Linked DNA regions of Homo sapiens: region 2 is linked to region 1. A link is an interaction called in ENCODE POLR2A ChIA-PET data of the cell type or tissue named here. Cell type or tissue: endothelial cell of umbilical vein. All regions are shown on one strand. Region 1 overlaps CAPZB (capping actin protein of muscle Z-line subunit beta). Region 2 has its middle 4.7 kb from the start of HTR6.

Evidence for each region. ChIA-PET counts read pairs that join two places held together with the same protein. Peaks named below come from ENCODE experiments on the same cell type or tissue, not always from the same donor. Only the 100,000 strongest peaks of a DNase experiment are listed, where the experiment ranks them.
Region 2: POLR2A ChIA-PET joins it to region 1 with 10 read pairs; 7 of 35 experiments call an interaction of 5 or more read pairs at or near these places.

The regions. Positions count from the first base shown.
Region 1 is chr1:19,456,787-19,459,286 of GRCh38, reverse strand. The region is part of intron 1 of CAPZB (capping actin protein of muscle Z-line subunit beta); the gene reads left to right. Among named protein-coding and RNA genes, the nearest start is that of CAPZB, 28 kb to the left of the region's middle. In endothelial cell of umbilical vein, no CTCF peak of the experiment used is centred here; DNase peaks (open chromatin) are centred at 1,406 and 2,276; H3K27ac peaks cover 631 bases.
Region 2 is chr1:19,658,942-19,661,441 of GRCh38, reverse strand. No RefSeq gene overlaps it. Among named protein-coding and RNA genes, the nearest start is that of HTR6, 4.7 kb to the left of the region's middle. In endothelial cell of umbilical vein, a CTCF peak has its summit at 1,432 (motif pointing right); a DNase peak (open chromatin) is centred at 1,481.

The DNA of each region.
Region 1 (2,500 bases):
CTGTGTTTGAATGATTTTTAAATGGCTCTACCCATACAGGTGGTTGTTCAGCCTGTTCTTTTCAGTGTGTTCTTTCCATCCTTTTTACTTTGTTGAGTAAAATTAGCCTTGTCCTCAGGCCAGCAAAGGGAAGCAAACATCCTTTAAGACTCTGGCCTGGAAAAATGGGACCTGGTTGAAGGTGGAGGAGGCCTTTGGAAGGGCAGGCAGGCGGGAGGGTCAGGCCCGTGGGGTGGCACTTTCCCTACCACACCTTCCTGCCAACGGTCTCCTGCCAACAGACTTTGCCTGCTGGCTTTCCTGACCTGGTGAGCTGTTTCTGCCCTTCGAATGTTCCACATGGAGGTGCCCTCTCCACCTAGTAGTTAAAAAGGAGAAGCCTGCCTGCATTTTTCAGAATTGGGCTTAAATGTGGTGAAACTGACTTTGGTCATTTTGTTTCTGTCCGTTGCTTCACACCTTAGAAGGATTTCTCTCCTTTTTGGATTACAGAATTCTGAGGACTGCTTTTAGACCACTCTATTTGTGTGTCACATGTGTTTACAGATCTGTCCTTAGACATTGAAGAGGGGTGGTAGCGCAGAGCAGGGGCAGATACTGTGAACATCTAAAGTTATTAAACCTTGCATAAGGCTGGGCATGGTGGCTCACGCCTGTAATCCCAGCACTTTGGGAGGCTGAGGCGAGCGGATCACCTGAGGTCAGGAGTTAAAGACCAGCCTGCCCAACATGGCGAAACCCCGTCTCTACTAAAAGTACAAAAAATTAGCCAGGCTTGGTGGCAGGCACCTGTAATCCCAGCTACTTGGGAGGCTGAGGCAGGAGAATCACTTGAACCCGGGAGGTGGAGGGTTGCAGTGAGCTGAGATCGCACCACTGCACTCCAGCCTGGGCAACAGGAGTGAAACTCCGTCTCAAAATTAAGCAAACAAACAAAACAAAACAAAACTTGGATAAATACTTTCATAAAAGTATTAAAGCTTTCATAAAAATACTTTCATAAAAGTATTAAAACTTTCAAAAAATATTATGTTGACCCATGTGAAAGTGCCACTTGTGTAGGTCAGAAATGGCTGTGTGTTGGCAATTTCATGTAGTTCAACTTAATAAAGCATCATTGTGGAAAGCTCAGATCACAGAAGGAAAAAAGTCACTTGCACCAGTTTAGTGTTTTTTTTTTTTTTTTTGGCAACTCCTTTTATTTCTTATATACATGAGGTTTTTGATTAGTTGTGGTCATAGGCTACATATAATTATTCATCTTCCTTTTTAAAAATTATTATGACCTAAGACTTTTCCCACATTATCAGGAAGTCCTTACAACCATCATTGCTTACTGGCTGTTTACTCCTTAAACATCAGATGGCAGGGGGGTAACTTCCCTGATGTTGCCCTTTAGGTTTTTTCCAGTTGTTGTTGTTTTTCTTTTTTTTCCTTATAAGCGATGTCACAGTGACTGGTCCTTCTGAAGTGGTTTCTGTGTTTGGATTCCCAGGAGTAACGTTACCGTGCCACAGTATGAACACTTTTACAGCTCTTGACAAATTCTGCCAAGTTGCTTTCCAAAGTGTCAGGCCGATTCATAACACCGTCCGCAGTGTGAGCATCAGGTTATTGCTTCTTTGTTAACACTGGGCGCTTTTCTCCCTTAATTTCTAATTTAGTCAGCAGTACATCGTCCCTCATTTTTCACTTGTATGTCTTCACTTGGCAAAGTTGAATATTTTTGTGCATATGTGTTTGCGGGTTGCAATGTCATTTCTCTCCACCTTTGAGCCATGTGCTTAAATATGCTTGTACCAAATTAGAGAATTATCAGTACATAGTATTGTAAGAGCTCCTCAAGCATGCGGTGGATCACACAGTGCCCTCTGAGCCAGCCTGTGCGCCATTGTTTGGGGAATTAAAGGTGCCTAATTAGTGCGATCAAGCCCGGAAGCGAGCACTGCGGACCTTGTCTGTAGTCTCTGGGGCCCACTGGTGATGTCTGTGTCATCTTCTACCTTCAACTGTGCTGTGAACCCAGTTGAAATTTGATCACATTACAGTATGGCTAAGGGGCCTAATCAGCCGTAAACCTCAGGAAATTCAAAAATTAGAGAGTCCATTAATCCCAAGGCCCCTCCCTTTGTGAGTGTCTCTAATTCCCCTTTGGTTTGCTCGCTTTTCCCGCTGTGCTTTAGTTCCAACAAGACTTGGGTAGAATGACTGCCTTTTTTCTGGAACTTCCTGCCTTTCTGGGGTTAACCCTAACCCTTTAGGCTACCCTCCAACACACACAGAGCTAATCTCTAAGTAATAGTTTGGAATGCTGGTCCATTTCCTGGATGAAAATCTTCAAGAGTGCCCTGCTCAAATGAGTATAATGACCTTTATTAGTGCTCTTACCATCTTCTGTCCTGGAGGAATACAGATGACCCATGCAACAATACCTTTTGCTGAAGTTGTGTTTGAGATTTAAGCATCATCTTCCCTTCTCCCTTTATAACATTATTGGGTT
Region 2 (2,500 bases), 200 kb before region 1:
CGGATCATGAGGTCAGGAGATCAAGACCATCCTGGCTAACACAGTGAAACCCCATCTCTACTAAAAATGCAAAAAAATTAGCCGGGTATGGTGGCGGGCGCCTGTAGTCCCAGCTACTCAGGAGGCTGAGGCAGGAGAATGGCGTGAACCCGGGAGGCGGAGCTTGCAGTGAGCCGAGATTGCACCACTGCACTCCAGCCTGGCCGACAGCGCAAGACTCCGTCTCAAAAACAAAACAAAACAAAAAACAAACAAAAAAAAATTTCAGGGTAAAGAGGGACTTTCAAGAATACTCGGCTTTTGCTTGTTTACTTCTAGCTATGAGAGCTTCCTCCCCAGAGGAGATAGCAGGTGCCACTATGGAACAGCTGAGTTTTAGGGAGTCATCTGCCCCAGACCTCCATGCCCGTCAGTTCACAGGGGACCGGGGCAAGCTCCTCATGACAGAGGTGGAGAAATCAAGGCCCCAGGGAGGTTGCCAGCCTGCCCAAAGCTGCTCTGTGCCAGAAGGCAACTGAACAACTGGGCAAACTCCCTGAAGGCAGGCAGGGATTTGTCTGTCTGGTTCACGCTGGATCTCTGGCACATATTAGGCTCTCAATAAATATCTGTTCAGTGAATGAATAAATGAACAAAACTATCAGTGCAACACCCTGCAGCGTGGGCCAATCATTCATTCTCAATCATAATAACAGCTGACATCCACTGAGGTCTTACTAAAGCCAGGCATGTCCCGAGCTCTACACACGCGCTGACTCACATAACGCTCACTGCCACTCTAGGAGTGAGGTAGGTGTGACCATTATTCCCCATTTTGCACATAGGAAAAGTGAGTCTTGGAGATCTTATGTGACTTGCTCAAGACTATAGTTAGGCAGTGGTCCAGCTAAGATTTGAACCCAAGCAGACTCAATCTCCTCAGAGGCTTGGAGCAGAGGAAGAAAACCAGTTGAGAGCTGGCTCCATACAGGCAAACAAAGTGGAAAGAGAGGGACCTGTGTTGCTATCTGCGCTGCTATCAGTGTTAATCCCTTGTAAAGACTTTAAGTCCCAGGCCAGGCGCGGTGGCTCACTCCTGTAACCCCAGCATTTTGGGAGGCCGAGGCAGGCAGATCACGAGGTCAAGAAATGGAGACCATCCTGGCCAACATGGTGAAACCCCGTCTTTACTAAAAATACAAAAATTAGCTGGGCGTGGTGGCGTACGCCTGTAGTCCCAGCTACTCAGGAGGCTGAGGCAGGAGAATCACTTGAACCCGCAAGGCGGAGGTTGCAGTGATCCGAGATCGCGCCACTGCACTCCAGCCTGGCGACATAGCCAGACTCCGTCTCAAAACAAAAACAAAAACAAAAACAAAAACAAAAACAAAAACTTTTAAGTCCCTCCTCACTGCGGGGAGGATGCAGGATGCAACTCCCTCCATCCCCGGAAGGTGGCACACCAAGGGATGCTTCTCAATTGACGTCTCTCAAGCCAGGCTACTCCCTCTCTGGGATCCCACATCCAATCAGCAGCGCTTCTCACGGCCCTGCCTCTCCAACCCCACGGCCTGACACAACTGGCCCCATCCTCTCCCGCCTGCAGCCTTGCAGTCCCCGCTGATAGCCCCAGCATCTCCCTCCTCCAACCTAGCTTAGTCTCCTGAAACTCAGCTTTGCAGACGCCTCTAGGGCGCCTCAGCGCAATGAGAATGAAGTCTGAACTCTGGCTAGCATTCCAGGCTGCGCCAGCCAGGCCAACTCACCTTCTTGCTTTATTGCTTTATTTCCAGCAGACCCTTACAAGCTTCTTTTTTCTTCCTTCCTTTCTCTTCTTCCCCTTCCCCTTCCTTTCCTCCCCCCTTTTCTTTCTTTTTTTTTTTTTTTTTTTTTTTTTTTTTGAGACAGGTTCTCACTCTATCGCCCAGGCTGGAGTGTAGTGACACGAACATGACTCACTGCAGCCTCGACCTCCAGAGATCAAGCAGTCCTCCCACCTCAACCTCCCATGTAGCTGGGAATACAGACGCGTACCACCACACCTGGCTAATTTTTTGATTTTTTATAGAGACAGGGTCTCACTTTTTGTTGCTCAGGCAATCCTCCTGCCTCGGCCTCCCAAAGTGCTAGGATAACAGGCGTGAGCCACTGTGCCCAGCCCTTATTTATCTATGAATGTACACCCAGCTTCGTTCCAGACACAGGATGAAGGCAGGTCCTGCCCAAGACTGTGCCGCCATTAAGTGTCCAGGTGTGAGGTCAGGAGTCAAGGGAACTGCGAGTTTATACGAGTCACCTGTGCTTCCAGACCCCCAGTTTCCCACTCGGTAGAACAAAGGTGAAATGTCCTACTATGGACTTGTTCAATGATCAAATGAGTGCTGGCATGCCCAAACTTGGTGTGGGCCCTGAGCCGATGCCTGGGTTCCAGTCCTGCTGACATTTCTTCACTGCATAACCCTGGGAAACTTACTAGCACCTGCTCTTCAGATGCCTCATCTACAAATTGAGGACAATATCC